Linked DNA regions of Homo sapiens: region 1 is linked to region 2. Evidence: chromatin loops called from intact Hi-C (ENCODE). Cell type or tissue: right lobe of liver. All regions are shown on one strand.

Evidence for each region. A loop is a pair of places that touch in the nucleus more often than their neighbours do. Peaks named below come from ENCODE experiments on the same cell type or tissue, not always from the same donor. Only the 100,000 strongest peaks of a DNase experiment are listed, where the experiment ranks them.
Region 1: a loop joins it to region 2, with 1.9 times the contacts of the local background. A loop is called at or near these places in 105 of 110 quality-filtered maps.

The regions. Positions count from the first base shown.
Region 1 is chr17:1,166,365-1,174,364 of GRCh38, reverse strand. The region is part of intron 1 of ABR (ABR activator of RhoGEF and GTPase); the gene reads left to right. Among named protein-coding and RNA genes, the nearest start is that of ABR, 9.6 kb to the left of the region's middle. In right lobe of liver, a CTCF peak has its summit at 3,439 (motif pointing left); no DNase peak of the experiment used is centred here.
Region 2 is chr17:1,120,039-1,128,038 of GRCh38, reverse strand. It overlaps ABR (ABR activator of RhoGEF and GTPase), which reads left to right. Exons shown (of 23, transcript NM_021962.5): 2 at 2,672-2,856. Among named protein-coding and RNA genes, the nearest start is that of ABR, 56 kb to the left of the region's middle. RefSeq lists enhancers at 3,998-4,539, 4,540-5,082. In right lobe of liver, a CTCF peak has its summit at 4,914 (motif pointing left); a DNase peak (open chromatin) is centred at 4,888; H3K27ac peaks cover 1,227 bases; H3K27me3 peaks cover 221 bases.

The sequences.
Region 1 (8,000 bases), 46 kb before region 2:
GTGTGCTAGTGAGCGCCTGCTGGCAGATGCTTGCTTGTTTTCGGAATAGCCCAGTAATTTATTCCTTTTTGTCAACACCGGCCCATAATCTTCATGGCTGCTGGAGTCTCAGAGGTGGGGCTGGCAGAAGAATTAAGTCATCTACTCAGAGAAACTTAGGTTTCTGTGGTTGTGATTGTTGGCTACTGTTGTTCTTCGGGAAAAGGAAGGAAATTTGTGGGGAATTGGCTGGAAGATGCTGTTAGGAGGATGGAAGATGGGGAATGGCGGGGAGGCTCTGCCTCACTCTTGCGAGTAGGATGGAAGACTTGTTCTCTGTCTGAGGTATGATCTGCTTTCTGGGACAATTCCGGTACCTTCCTTCGTAGAGGGAGGGCATGATGGCTCTCGTGGGTGTTGTGTGGATTAATTCATATTTATAAAGTGCTTTGAAGGTGAGGAGAGCTATTGAGCAGCTCAGCTGTCCAGCTCATTGCGCTCCTCATCCGGGAAAGCCTCGAGGGACTGGGAGAGGCCGGCACAGGACTTAGGAAGGGGCAGGGAATGTGGCAGGAGGACCGGCAGGAACAGGGTATCAGACCAGCTCTGAGGCAGCGCCTCCCACAGCGGCTCCCGCACAGGCCCTCCATAGGTGTTGGTTGTCTGAGTACGGGTGGGAAAAAGAAAACTCGAGTTCTTGGCTCCTTGAGCTCCTCCCCGCAGCAGAAACCCCTGTTAGCTGAAACCTGTCAGCTGGCCCGTCCATGCGTTTCCGGCTGTGTGGATTTGGTCATTGTACTCGCTCGTAGTGGAGTCAGAGACCCCCAAAGGGAGTCTCGCGCTTTTGCCAGGGTTTATGATTGGAGGACTTCACTGCCAGCGTTGGCGGCAGCTGTTTGGCTGAGCTTGAGCCCTTTGGGCGCAAACCTAGGGCAGGCGGCTTCAAGACAACCCTGCGCCCACTGCCCCTGCCAGGCCCTTGGTGGTGGCGGGTGTTGGTGATGTGTGGGGGGTGGGCTGAGGTGATGTGTTGAGTGGACTGAGGTGATGTGTTGGGTGGGCTGAGGTGATGGGGGGGGTGGACTGAGGTGATGTGTTGGGTGGGCTGAGGTGATGTGTTGGGTGGGCTGAGGTGATGTGTTGGGTGGGCTGAGGTGATGTGTTGAGTGGACTGAGGTGATGTGTTGCGTTGACTGAGGTGATGTGTTGGGTGGACTGAGGTGATGTGTGGGGGGTGGACTGAGGTGATGTGTGGGGGGTGGACTGAGGTGATGTGTTGGGTGGGCTGAGATGATGGGGGGGGTGGACTGAGGTGATGTGTTGGGTGGACTGAGGTGATGTGTTGGGTGGGCTGAGGTGATGTGTTGGGTGGACTGAGGTGATGTGTTGGGTGGACTGAGGTGATGTGTTGGGTGGGCTGAGGTGATGGGGGGGGTGGATTACCTGCTCTGTTCTATATTCTTGGCACTTTTCTCCAAGTGACTGTTTGTACCAGGGGGAGAGTTCTGCAGCTCACCCATCTCTGGGGCTGTGATAGGGGAGGCTGTTTGTGACATGTGACCTTGGCTTGTCCCCACATGTGAGAAAGTCCATTGCTGCTGTGGGGAGTAGCTTGCTTTTCTTTTCTTTTTTTTTTGAGATGGAGTCTTGCTCTGTCACCCAGGCTGGAGTGCAGTGGGGCAATCTCGGCTCCACTGCAACCTCCACCTCCTGGGTTCAAGCGATTCTCCTGCCTCAGCCTCCTGAGTAGCTGGGATTACAGGCATGTGCCACCACACCCAGCTAATTTTTGTATTTTTAGTAGAGACGGGGTTTCACCATGTTGGCCAGGATGGTCTCGATCTCGTGACCTCGTGATCCACCCATCTCGGCCTCCCAAAGTGCTGGGATGACAGGTGTGAGCCACCGTGCCCGGCCCAGGAGTAGCTTGCATTTCTTAGGGCAAGATATGGTCAGTTGGGGACATGACGCTGCTGGGAGCAGCGGGAATGTTCCACTGGTCCCTGAAGCTTGAGGAGAACCTGACCCAGAGACCTTGTGAAGGGGGAAGGAGAAAGAAATCAGGCCAATAGGCAGGCTACGGAAGGCACCCCCGTATGGAGGCTGAAGATAATGCCCAATCCCACCCCTGCCTGGGCATTTGGCAAAGAGCCCTTTGAGGCGGGACCATCTGAGGCCGTGGCCACTTGTGGATGGAGCAGCGGGTTCTCTGTCCCCGGGTCGAGACCTGACTGGGGCCTCTCGCCCAGTTTTTTGTCCAGGCTTTATCCTGTGTCCTCCTCCTGCCCTTCCTTCCTCCCCACACACACTAGACCGAAAGATGAATCTGGGTTTACTGGCTGTATGGAAAATGTCAGAGTCAGCCTGGGCTTCAGTAGATAGAGCCAGATGTGGTCGGCTCTGTGGTGACCTGATTGATTAATCGGGTGCCACTCCCCTCTTTCTTCATTTTTTTGAGACAGATTTTCACTCTCGTTGCCCAGGCTGGAGTGCAGTGGTGCGATCTCGGCTCACTGCAACCTCCGCCTCCCGGGTTCAAGCAGTTCTCCTGCCTCAGCCTCCCGAGTAGCTGGGATTACAGGTGCTGCCACCACGCCCGGCTAATTTTGTATTTTTAGTAGAGAAGGGATTTCTCCATGTTGATCAGGCTGGTCTCGAACTCCTGACCTCAGGTGATCCGCCCACCTCGGCCTCCCAAAGTGCTGGGATTACAGGCGTGAGCCACCGTGCCTGGCCTCACTCACCTCCTTCTTGTCCCTGCCCTCACCTCTGATGCCTTGGTGTGCCTCTAGGTCACAGGTGGACATGGCACACGTGATTGGGCATCTTGCCTAAGGCTAGCAGGGTCTCCAGGAAGTCTTGGGTGGCTGGGAGGCCTCAGGTAAACCAGAGCCAAGGAAGCTCAGAGTCCTTGTCACTCCGGGCAGCTTGGCTGCTGGACTCCCCGGGGCATCGGTGGAGCTGGTGCTGCCTAGAGAAGCCTGGTATTGAGCAGGGATCTGTGGGCTTACTCGGGGCTGTTGGGGAAGGATGTGGCCATCATTACCTTCGTGGGATTGAAGGGCTGCTTCTGTGAGTGTTCTGGGCTAACCCCTTCCTCCTGGGCAGCGGCTCCTGGTCAGCAGCAAAGGTTTAATGGATCGAGATTACGGGGACCAAAGACGCCGTGTAATTAAGCCAGTTATTTCTCTGGCTGGGAACATCTACTCCTCACAGCCGCAATTGACTTCGTCACTTGTGGTTACCCCGTTCGCGTTACCTCGGGCCTAAACAGCCCATACGTCATCTTTTTGAGGGAGTCTCTCCCTTGGAGGCAAAGTTTTAGGAGAAAGATCCCTCTGGGAGTTGTAGAGTCGGCGTGGCAGTGTGTGCTATTGAAGGTGAAGTTTTAGGAGAGAGACCCCTCTGGGAGTTGTGGGGTCAGCGTGGCAGTGTGTGCTATGCAAGAGTGCCCCCTGCAGTTGTTCTGTGCAATGGCGCCCACGGGAGCCTCTTTGGGAACTGTGTCTGGGTTCTGTAGAGGGACATAGATAGAAACCTCATCCTTGGGTCTCCCAGGATCCTGGGGTCCCGTGAAAAGAAAGTCCATCAGTCCTGATGGATTCATAGAAACTAGTTTTTAATTTGGTTTAGAAAGAATGGAAGAGACAGGCCAGGCACGGTGGCTCACGCCTGTAATCCCAGCACTTTGGGAGGCCGAGGTGGGTGGATCACCTGAGGTCAGGAGTTGGAGACCAGCCTGACCAACATGATGAAACCCCGTTTCTACTAAAATACAAAAATTAGCCAGGCATGGTGGCAGGCACCTAGAATCCCAGCTACTCGGGAGGCTGAGGTAGGAGAATTGCTTGAATCCGGGAGGCGGAGGTTGTAGTGACCTGAGATCACGCTGTTGCACTCCAGCCTGGGCGACAGAATGAGACTCCATCTCAAAATAAATAAATAAATACATAAACAAACTAAATTAATTAATTCAAGGTCGCAGACTACAAGCCAGGGACTGTGCGCTCGGTTGGCCCTGCTGTAAACTGTGTTCTTTCTCCCGCACTCTTACCCTTCACAGCGGTGCTGGTGGGGGCTCCTTGACGCTGGTATTTCACTGAGGTTGATGGATCTGGGTTCATTTCTCTAGCTAGAAAGACAGTTGTGAAGACTGCGTCTTGCCCCCAAGCCCCCGTGATATGAGGAGACAGCCCTCTGCCCCAGGCATCCTGGAAGCACTGGGAGCATCCACCAACTGGGCTGCCTCTTCCTAGGGGCATGAGCCTAAGGAGGTCTCCTCATGGGCACTTGGAGCCCACGTGCCTGCATTGCTGTGTTCCTGGAATTATTGGCAAGAAGTGCTGATTGTTAACATACACAAACACACCCCCCCCCCACACACACACACACAAACACAAACACAAACACACCCCCCCATACAAACACAAACACAGAGAAAGGGAGAGTGAGAATAGACTTTGGCGGTTGGGATGGAGCAGGGCCAGTGCCCAGTTTCTAGAGCGAGGCCAGGGGCGAGGACGCGGGGATTTGGCAGAGCCCAAGCGTGCTGGCCCTGCTCTCCAGCCTTTTAAAATCCACCTCCACATTTCAAAAGGAAAATAAAGAGAGCCCTCAGCCATAAATCAGGCCACTGAGCATCGAGGTCCTTTGCCGAGGCCCAGGGCCTGCTGGGCTGCAGAGCCAGCTGCTGTGTTTGAACTCTCCCGCGCGCAGCATGTTAATGACGGGGCAGACCCTCCAGACCCAGGCTCACACCCACGACGGCCCTCGAGCCCAGAGAGTCCCCCACGGAGAGGTCAGCCCCTGGGGAAGGCCTGTGTCTGGGGGGCTTACACCTTAGCGGAGCCCCCTTTGGCTGGGACTTCAAATCAAGCCAGACCCTTCTGTAGCTCTGGATTCTGGCCAGATGAAAGGTAACCCCTGACACAGATCTTTTGAGCCCATTTCCCAATAGGAATAAAAGTAACAAAGCAATTGATTGGACACCTCACGGGTGCAAGAGTAGAGCGAGCGTTCTCACATTCGTGATCTCATTTCATCTTCACAGTAAACCTATGAAAGGTTGTTACCCTGATTTTAAGGATAAGAAGGGGGATTGGCCATTGTTCTTGGCCTCTGCTGGTGACTTCTGCCATGGGGGGCACCCTGAGGGGGACGCACCAGGTCTTCTCTGCCCTCCTCTGCTCACCCTCTTCCTGCGTGGCGGAAGCTCAGGCATCATCTGGCTTTGTGAGTGCCTCTGTCTAGACAAAACCCACGTCCTCCCTCCCTCCTCTTTCCCCTGCAGGGCCAGCTTTGGTGTTAATGGAGCAGAAAGCCTTGGTAGTTACTTTGCGAGTGCGTCACGGGGAGGGTCATGAGAGACCAGCTGGCGTCCACCCAGCCGCGTGGAACAGCCACCTTGACTTGGTCGAGGCCAGCAAGCGTCTTGCAGACCCCGTGGCAGCTCCTGACCCACGTTCCCCCTTGGGAGGCCTGGATGAGCTGGGGCACCAAGTGCCATCTTTGGGTGTAGAATCTTCAGAAACCAAAGGCAGGAGCTGATTCGGTCTCCTGCTCCCTGGGAAGAAAGGATGGAACGCACATTGGCTGTCAGGAGAGCTGCTGCTTCTAGCCGGAGGACCTTGCTGCAGCTGGTCAGCTGCCAGCACAGCCAGGCCCTTGTTGTGGGTGCCTGCCGTGTCTGTCCTCAAGCCCCTCCCTGAGTGAAGGACACTGTTCCCTTTCCAACTGCCTGTGGCTGTGCTAGACCATTTTCTCTCCTTTGCCCAGAAACCTTCAGTGGGTTCAGTGGGGCATTGCCTTTCCCACCACATTCAGTCCAGACTGGGGGAACCTCTTGTTATCCATTCCAGTTTCCCAGCACACTGCCCATTCTCTAGCCAGTAAGGCCTCTCACCATCCTGCAAAGCTCTGTGCTCCAAGGATCTAACCAGCTTCAAGCCTCAGCTCAGCTACCACCATCTCCAGGAAGTCCTCCAGGCCTGATTCGAGCACTGGCCTTAGTGAGATCCCTGGCTCAGAGTCCCTAATGCTGATTGCTCCGGCTCACATCGCTTAGCACTTTCTTATCTTTTTTTTTGAGACAGAGTCTCGCTCTTGTCGCCCAGGCTGGAGTGCAATGGTGCAATCTCCACAACCTCTGCAGTGCTCACTGCAACTTCCACCTCCCGGGTTCCAGTGATTCTCCTGCCTCAGCCTCCCGAGTAGCTGGGATTACAGGTGTGCGCCACCATGCCCGGCTAATTTTGTATTTTTAGTAGAGACGGGATTTCTCTATATTGGTCAGGCTGGTCTCGAACTCCCGACCTCAGGTTATCTGCCCACCTCGGCCTCCCAAAGTGCTGGGATTACAGGCGTGCGCCACCACGCCCGGCTAATTTTTGTATTTTTAGTAGAGACGGGGTTTCACCATGTTGGCCAGGCTGCTTTGAACTCCTGACCTCAAGTGATCTGTCCGCCTCGGCCTCCCAAAGTGCTGGGATTACAGGCGTGAGCGACCCGCCCGGCCGATATCGTGTTGTTTTATAGTGTTTACCTGCACAGTGTTTCATGCCAGTTGTCATTTCTTCTCTGCCAGACTCTCAACTCCTTAGAGGCACGAGGGAGAATAACAAAGGCTTCCGTGATAGGATGCCAGACATTGTCCTCTCTGCTTTGCTAACAGTATCTCATTTAGCCTCCGGCAACCTGCTGAGTTCTTAGCCATTTTTATCCTGTTTCATGCTTCCCCAAGACTTCCCAGAGGTCACACAACACATCTGTCTTGACGCCTCAGCCTGTGTTCTTTGCCAGAAGCGCCCAATGCCAGGGCCTGGGGCATGAGACCTCAGGTTGGGGCCCAGGCCTCTGCATGTCTGAAAAGCTCCTCGGCTTACTCCCTCCGCTCGGGGGACCAGCCTTTCACCATGGTGGTTCTCCCTTCCCCGCAACACCCAGCTAGGCACCGAGCAGGTGGAACCCTGGGAAATGCTGCTTTGTGATTGGTTGGAGTCAGGGGTGGCTATGAAGATGCTGCTTTGTGATTGGTTGGAGTTGGGGGTGGCTATGAAGAGACGAAGTGCTCTAGGGCTCTGGGTGTCTGGATCCAGCACTGGGGATGCCCCGGAGAGTCCTGGAGCAGGGAGGATCCAAGCAGGAGGTGGAGCTGGGTGTTAGGAGGGCAGAAGGGCCATCAGAAGGGGATACTGGAGACATCCAACTGGTGGCCTCTCTCTCCGCCCAGCCAGAGCTCAAGGCTTTGCCTCACCCCGAGAAGATAAATCACTGGGGTATCACGGGGTCCCCCAGCCCCCGTGCCATGATGGACATGCACATTTTGATTTGGCAGGTCCGGAGCTCAGATTCTGCATTTCCTTTGTTTGCTTGTTTGTTGTTTTTGAGACAGAGTCTGGCTCTGTCACCCAGGCTGGAGTGCAGTGGCGCGATCTCAGCTCTCACTGCAGCCTCTGCCTCCCAGTTCAAGCGATTCTCCTGCCTCAGCCTCCCAAGTAGCTGGGACTACAGGCGCGTGCCACCATGCCCAGCTAATGTTTCTGTATTTTTAGTAGAGACAGGGTTACACCATGTTGGCCAGGCTGGTCTCAAACTCCTGACCTCAGGTGATCCGCCCGCCTCGGCCTCCCAAAGTGCTGGGATTACAGGCGTGAGCCCCTGCGCCCGGCCTGGATTCTGCATTTCTAGCAAGTCCCAGGTGAGGCCCGCGCTGCCCACACTGGATGGGAAGGACCAGGCGCCTGCAGCATCTGCCCTCCAAGCCTTCGTAGCTCCCTCCTTCCTGCAGGATAAACTCTAAACTCCTTAGCACAACGTGGGAGCCTTCTCAGAGACTGGGTCCAACCCATCTCCAGCCGCAGCCTCCCCTCCTGGCCCCACTGCCACACCCCCGGGCCTCCGGCCACACTGAGCCTCTCCCGGTTTCCCAGGATACAACACTCGCCCATTCATAGTGTGGTGCCTTTTGCACGTGCTGTTCCTCTGCTTGGGGATGCTGTTGGTCTTTCTCAGCCAGGTGAAGA
Region 2 (8,000 bases):
CAGGAGGGATATGGAAGGGGACTTCTTTGGAGTGAGATTCAGAGGGAAAGGGAGGGCATTTGAGACCTGGGTTCTGATCCTGTGATCTTCGGCAATTGTATGTAAATTGGGAAAAATAAGAACTGCCTCCCCGCGGAACATCCAGGCTGGAAGGAGCAGGGGATGGCAGGGCCCGTGGTCCTCTGCTCTGATCAGGATGAACTGTGCATGTGGGGAGACTGGCAGAGACCTTCCCTACCGTCCCTTCCCCCCCGTTGATCTTGGACGATCTCCCAAGTGTGTGGGGTCCATTCCTGCGACCCCTGGGAATTGGTCAGTGTACAGGAGAGTCTGCTTGGCCGGCTGGAATCTAAACTGTGGGCAAAGCCGCGGTCCACTATTGCTTATTTTCCCTGGACTCCAGGCACCAACAGGGCAGCCTGGAGCCTCCTGGAGAGGAGGAGGGAGGAGGGAGGGGCCGGCGGGAGGCTGCCTTCCATCCCCTCCTGTGCTTCTCCAGAGTGAGGGGGTGTCACCAAACGGCCAGGCCCTTCACGGACCCAGACTCAGGCCAGCTGGGTGCCGCTGTGCCTCTTCCTCCTCCCCCTGGAAGGACCAGAGTCATTTCACATCCCTTCAGCCACAGACACAAGTGTCATGGTCTCCAGGGCACTGGGCCTTATGTCCTAGGTGCGTGGCCTACACACATCTCAGTGGGAGGGCATCCTGGGTCCTGCCCAGGTACGTGGCGTACACGCGTCTCAGTGATGGGGCATCCCTGGGTCCTGCCCGGGTGTGTGGTGTACACTCATCTCAGTGATGGGGCATCCCTGGGTCCTGTGGTTCTTCATACACAACCCTGTCTAGGGAAAAAACTAGTCCATGTCCCCTGGCAGCTGAATGGGGCATTGGCTCAGGGACGAGGAGAGGCAGCCGACAGAAGCAGGTGCAGCGAGCCTAGGGGAAGCGCTCGGCTGCCAAAAGGCCAGATTGGGCAGAGTGTGGCCACGGCCAGGCGTCCCGGTGACCTGTTGACACCATTCTCCAGCTGCTGGTTGCCTGTGGGCTGGTGTGTTGTGACAGAGGAGGGAAGAGCTGGGGCCCCCGTGGAGAACTTGGCTGGCTGGGACTTGGCTGAAGCCTCAGACCTGAGACAGACGGTGCGATCCTCTGCTCATTCATTCGCTCCACGCACTTTCCCCGAGAGCCTGCCACAGGTGGGGTTGTGGGTGCTGGCGTACAGTGATGACTCAGATGCTCACCTCCTGCCCCAGGGGCTCAAGGACAAAGGGGCAGGATTCACTAAGGTGCCAGGGGGCCAGGTGCCATGGGGAGGGTGACCTGGAGGAAAGGATGTCTGGGCAGATGGCAGGGCAGGCTCAGCCAGCCTCCCCCATCACACTGTGCGAGATCCGAAGATGCCTGGCCAGGGAGTCCCGCCCGGAAGATACCCGGGGAGGTTTAACAAGCGGACGCCGCCACTGGGCAGTCCAGTGCGTAGGAGGCTCCTGCTGGCCCCAAGGCTGCCGGCACGGTGATCTTCGTGTCTCCAGGACGCCCTGCGGTGCCAGCTCCCGCTGGCCCGCACGAGTGCTGAAGCTTACCCCTGCTCTGCGATGAGTGTGAGAGGGGTGTCCACCCCCCGCTGGCGGCCCCAGCCCAAGGAGGTCCACCACAGCCCTCGGGAGCAACACTGCCACGTTCTCCGTTGCCAGTCGTGGTGGGTCAGAGCTGGGGAGCAAACAGGCCAAGGGGCAGGGGCCGGTTTGTGGGAGGGTCCCTCCTATAGCCATGCTGGTGGGGCTGGACGCAGGGGCCTTTCCGAGGCCGCCCTCGTAACCCTTTTGGAAAATGTGAAGCCCTGAGCTGCTGACCTGCACACCCCGCTCGCTGCACTGGCTCAGCCTCCCCTCCCAAGGTGGGTGGGCTCCGTGCCTGGGCTCTGGAGCCCAAGTGGTGCTGGCAGCCCTGGGGGGTTAATGCGGCTCAACTTCCCGGTCGCCTTTCCTTCCCTCCTCCTTTGAAGGAAGCCCACACTGGGGTGATAGAAATAAGCACCGGCTCCGAGGAGTCTGCTGTGAGCCCCTGTCCCTGCCAGGCCTGGGCACAGCCTCCTCGCCCACGCCCTGCTGCCTTGGGCTCCGTCCTCCGTGCGGGGCCTTGTTCTGAGGGCTGAGGGCTCCCCTCCCACACTCCAGAACCTGCCCTGGACCCCTGGAGGGAGTGGGCTCAGTACAAATGGTACCCAAGGAGGAGGGCCACAGGAAGTGACATCGACCGGCCCCCCCCACCTCCTTATTCCCTATAAAAAGCAAAATGGTGACTCAGAGAGGAGAGTTGGAAGCGTCCTGCCTCTTGCTCCCACTGTTAATTTTTACACTTGGAATTAGGCAGAAGGCAAAGAAAACAGCAGCTTGAAATACGCGGCTGACATGCTCTTCATCGGGTAGCAACAGCAGAGCCGCTCCTCCCCGCCTCCCAGCAGCCCCGGAGCGGGCAGGGCCCGGTGCCTGCTGGCTCTCCCCCGCCCCTCACCAGGCCCAGGCCCCCGCACAGCCCCCGCCCGGGCCAGGCGTGGATGGTGCGGCCGGGGCCATGGCTGCCGGGGGCCGCCGCCGGCGCCCACTACGCTACCAGTCCCTGGCAGCTCTGGTGGAGGATTCTCAGTGGCCTTTCTTGTTCCTTGTCTCAGACTTCAGCTACGGGACGGACGAGTACGACGGAGAGGGGAATGAGGAGCAGAAGGGGCCCCCGGAGGGCTCAGAGACCATGCCGTACATCGATGAGTCGCCCACCATGTCCCCGCAGCTCAGCGCCCGCAGCCAGGGCGGGGGGGATGGCGTCTCCCCGACTCCACCTGAGGGACTGGCTCCTGGGGTAGGTACACCGGCTTTTCTTTCTGGGTTTGGGGAGGGGTGACGGGAAGGCCTGGGCATCGTGGGCCAGGCCCTGCTTGGGTTGGTCTCGAGAGATTGGGACTGGAGACGTTTGGACCTGGCCGTTCTTGGTGCCTCGTCATCTCGTCCTGGCCCTGGACCCCTCTCAGGCTCGGGCTTCCCTCCCCACCTGCTTTGCCAACGCTGCCGCCCCTGTCTCTCCCCGTCTACTAGCCGTCTGCTCCCCAGGCCTCCCAGACCCCTCCGTGCCTCTTTCAGCTTTCCCCTGTTAGCCTGTCTCCTCCAGAGGACCCAGGAGAGGACCAGGCTCTCCTCCCCTCTGCACCCAGGCCAGGCAGTGGCTGCATGCGTGGCCCGTGGGCTCCAGGTGTTCAGATGCTGCTCCCGCAAAGCCAGCCTGGGCCTGGTGCTCCCTGTGGGTGCAATGAGCTGCCCGCTCCAGCCCTCCTCTGTTCACTCTGGAAGGGAACAAACTCTGATGGCATCCACCTCTCCTTGTTGACAGAGACAAGAGTTCTGCTCCAGAGAGAAGCATTGTAGAAGGAATATTAAGTATGTGCTCTGAGACAGGCCAGGGATAGAAACTGTGGAGGGTTTGCGGTCCTTGTCATTAACGTGTTCCTGGCGACAGGGACTGACGCTGTCTGAGCGCAGCTCGTGTGTGCCTGTCGGAGACACATGAACGAGCAAAACAGAGGTTCTGGGGGTTGTTTGCCTGGAGCTGGTGGGGGAGAAGAATCCAAGCCGGTCCTCTGTGGGGGGTGTGTGTTGCAGGAGGCGGTGGGAGTGCCCCATCCTTGCTTGGTCCTGCTCGTCCGGGTGTGTTTTGTAGGGGGTCTCCGTCCTGCCTTCTGACGTCCCCAGAGGAGCAGTCGCTGAGATGCCACGGGCTGCCTCTTCTTCCTCCAGGGGCTAGTGCCCCCCCACCCCAGCTGAGGCCGCCTGAACCCTCCCATTCTTGAGAACCCCCTGCTCCTTCCAGCCCCCCCGGCCACCCTCCACCCCCCACAGAGCTCTCACCCCTCTTCACACACCGGGGTGGCTGTTATAGCCTTTGGCAACAAGGGCCTTGGCAACGGGCTTCCCACTTGGGGGAAGCCACATTGCTGCCATGGCAACAGAGGCCGAGGCCGAGTTTAGCGGCAGTCCAGGCGTGCACCTGTGGGAAGGGCTGGCGGGGGGCAGGTGGGAGGCAAGGGGGCCGGCGAGGGGGTTGGTCAGTGTGTTGTTGACCTGCCCTAAGACGGGAGGCGGGTTAGAGACAAGCGTCTCGGACCTGCGGGGGCAGGGTTTTTGCCCTGGTTCTCCTGGAGGCATTGGGCTCAGGGTACAAATAGTAACCCAAGGAGGCAGAGCAGGTGTTCAGGGACCTGAACGGGGGCCAACCAGGGGAGAGCAAGGAGGAGAAGACTCTCGCTCCCATCTCTGCCTTCAGCTCTCAAACCACAGCAGGGCTCAGAGCCCCGCCCGGGGGGACTCAGCTCTCACCCCACTGTGAGCAGCTGCAGGAAGATGCTGCGGAATCCCGGTGTGGGGCCAGGGTCTTTGCCGCTGCCTGTCCCCGCGCCACCTCCCTCTTTGCTCCCTGTCCCTGTGCCCTGTCCTTGTCGCGTGACCACCATGACTGGTTTCCGTGTCCGTCGATTTTCCGATTCCTTTGGTGCTGGCAGGTGCCTTCTCTCGGGAGACAGATCACGGGCGTCACGCACAGATGCCCCCGCCTGGCGCTCCGGGGCTTCGGGGCAGAACTTGACTTGGTGGCTGTGCGTCTTGCTTGGTGGCTCACGAGGGACTCACTTGGCTTGAGGACCTTGAAATCCAGAGATGCTAGAGTGACTGCCCCCTAAAGTGCTTGTGGCCCCCAGGGTTGATGTTTACACCATCGACTAGAAGCCACGCAAGGCAGGAGTAGGGAGCACTTGTCCAGCCTGGGGATCGTCCGGGCAAAGGTCCCATCCGCGGCACCTGCCTTCCCTCCTCAGGGAGCGTTTCTGCCCTTTCTGCTGGGTCACCGGCCCCACCTAGTGGACTCTGCAGGGATTGCTGTTTACACGGGGTGCCTGGAGGGAGCTGACGCCTCTTCCTGAGTACTTGGGGATGTTTTGGTTAAAAACACTATTAATAAAAGACCGAGGTTTCTGCGGCTTGGCTGTGCTTATTTGGCCAAACAGGTCCCCTCCCCTACCAGGCTTCCTGCTGGGGCCTTGGGAACAGGGGGGACTTCTGGACCAAATCAGACAATTGTTGTAGATATTCAGATATCTGGCTTCTGGCACCGCCTTATCGCTGGGCCTTCCACGCCCAAATATGCAGCCAACGGGAAGCCCAAGGTTGAGTCTTTGTGTTAGTCAGTGTTCTCTAGAGAAACAAAACCAACAGGGTGTGTGCGTTATCTGTATCTATATCTACATACGAAGAAAAGTATTAGAAGGAATTGATTCAGGTGATTATGGAGGCTTAGAGGTCCTAATCTCTGCAGTCAATAGCTGGAGACCCAGGACAGCCAATATTGGTTCCAGTCCAAGTCCAAAGGCCTGAGAGCTAGGAGAGCCAGGGATGTAAATTCCAGCTCATAAGCCAGTGGACTCGAGGCTCAGGAAGAGCCAGTGTTTCAGTCCGAGTCTGGAGGCTGGAGGAGGCCAACATCCCAGCTCACGCTCAGGTAGTCAGGCGAGAGGAGCTTCCTCTTATTCTGCCTTTTTGTTAATTCAGGTGTTCAGTGGATTGGATGAGGCCCACCTACACTGGGGAGGAGTCTTTTTACTCAGTCCACCAATACACATATCAACCTCATCCCAAATGCCTCACAAATATGTCCGGATTAATGTTTGGACAAGTATCTGGACACCTTGTGGCCTAGTCAGGTTGGCCTAGAAAATGAAGTGTCATACTATTATTCCTTCAGCCACCCAGGATGGAAAGCAGATAAGCTTTGCGCAGATGAAAATCTATTACTCTCAGGCTGGGCGCGGTGGCTCACGCCTGGAATCCCAGCACTCTGGGAGACTGAGGCAGCCAGATTACCTGAGGTCAGGAGTTTGAGACTAGCCTGGCCAACATGGTGAAACCCTGTCTCTACTAAAAATACAAAAATTAGCCGGGCGTGGTGGCACATGCCTGTAATCCCAGCTACTCAGGAGGCTGAGGCGGGAGAATCACTTGAACCTGGGAGGTGGAAGTTGCAGCGAGCCGAGATCTTGCCACTGCGCTCCAGCCTGGGTGACAAAGCGAGACTCCATCTCAAGAAAATAAAAGAAAATCTACTCTTTAGCTGTGAGACATTGGGCAAGTGTCCTCATACCGCTGAGCCTCAGTCTCCTTGTCTCTAGATAGCTCTAACTCCCCTGAAAGGTAGTGGGGAGGAGGCCCCACTGTGAGCAGCTCTCAGACCACAGCAGGGCTCAGAGCCCTGCCTTGGGGACTCAGCTCCCATCCCACTGTGAGCAGCTCTCAGACCACAGCAAGGCTCAGAGCCCTGCCTGGGGGACTCAGCTCCCATCCCACTGTGAGCAGCTCTCAGACCACAGCAGGGCTCAGAGCCCTGCCTTGGGGACTCAGCTCCCATCCCACTGTGAGCAGCTCTCAGACCACAGCAGGGCTCAGAGCCCTGCCTGGGGGGACTCAGCTCCCATCCCACTGTGAGCAGCTGCAGGAAGATGCTGCGGAATTTCAGCATGAGGGGAGGCCTGCAGCATTAGGCCTGGCTCACCAAAGTGCACAGCCCTTGGCCACCAGGGCCCACAAGACTTTTCTCGCCAGGTTTAGAGGGCTGGGGAGCCAACAGCATTACCACTGCAAAGACCAAGTCTGATCAATATCTGCTGCACCATGACCGAACCTGCTTTTGCAATCAACCTCCTTTCTGCCACATGGGGTGGCCCCGGGTGAAGCCGGGTCTCTGCGGTGTTGGCAGGACATGCTCCTCTCTCCCCAGCACGCCCTTCCACAGCCTTGCACTCTGCCTTTGTCTTCTTTTGTGTCCCCAAGACATGGATCCCACAGAGGTATTAGGGTGAAACCTGAAGCCCTGCCCCATAAACCCTGCCCAAGTCCAGGCTGAGCAGGGCAGCACGGCAGGGCCAGGCCCACAGACCACGGGTGGCTCCATTCAGCGGAGACTGCCCAGTTTCACTCTGAGAAGAAAGGGCCAGGACTCATCTCAGCTGACAAGTGGGGGTGTAGGTTCCTAAGGCAGGACCATGGTCTTACAGAAAACCCGCCTCCCCACAGGCCACAGACTCCTCTGTCTGCTTGCCTCTTGGGAAGCTTAGTAAAAAGGGGCTACAAGGCAGAGAGAAGAACTGGGTTTTGTCCCCACTCTACCACTGTCTCACTGTGTGGCCTGAGGGGTGTCACTCATGACTCCCCACCAGAGCTGCAGTTTGCTCATCTGTAGTGTGAAGACACTGAGAATTTCCTCCCTCCTGACCTCACAGGGCTCAAACCTCACAGCTGTTGTGAGGTTTCTGTGAGATGGTGTTTGGCAGAATGCTTTGTCAATGTAAAATCGAAACAGGGGATTAGACTCCAGCCTGCAGGAGAACCCAAAGATAAGGGTGGAGGCGAATTGAAATCCTCACCATTGGCCGGGTGCGGTGGCTCACGCCTGTCATCCCAGCACTTTGGGAGGCCGAGGTGGGTGGATCACCTGAGATCAGTAGTTCAAGACCATCCTGGCCAGCATGGTGAAACCCCGTCTCTACTAAAAACATACACAAAAAATTAGCTGGGTGTGGTGGCAGGTGCCTATAATCCCAGCTACTTGGGAGACTGAGGCAGGAGAATTGCTAGAACCCAGTGGGGGCAGAGGTTGCAGTGAGCTGAGATCACGCCATTGCACTCCAGCAGCCAGGGGGACAGAGTGAGATGCCATCTCAAAAGAAAAAGAAAAAAAGGAAAAAAAAAATCATCATCATTGTCCCTATCATCCTCTTCCTCCTCCTCCCCCTCATCACAGCTGCTTAGAGAGGCTTGTGCTGAACCTTTCACGTGTTGGTTTCATTTAAGAGCCCCAACAACTCTATGAGGTAGGTGCTATAACCATCTCCACATTACAGGTGCGAAAACTGGGGCTCGGAGAGGTGACGTAATTTGCCTAAGATTAGCTGGGCATGGTAGTTCACT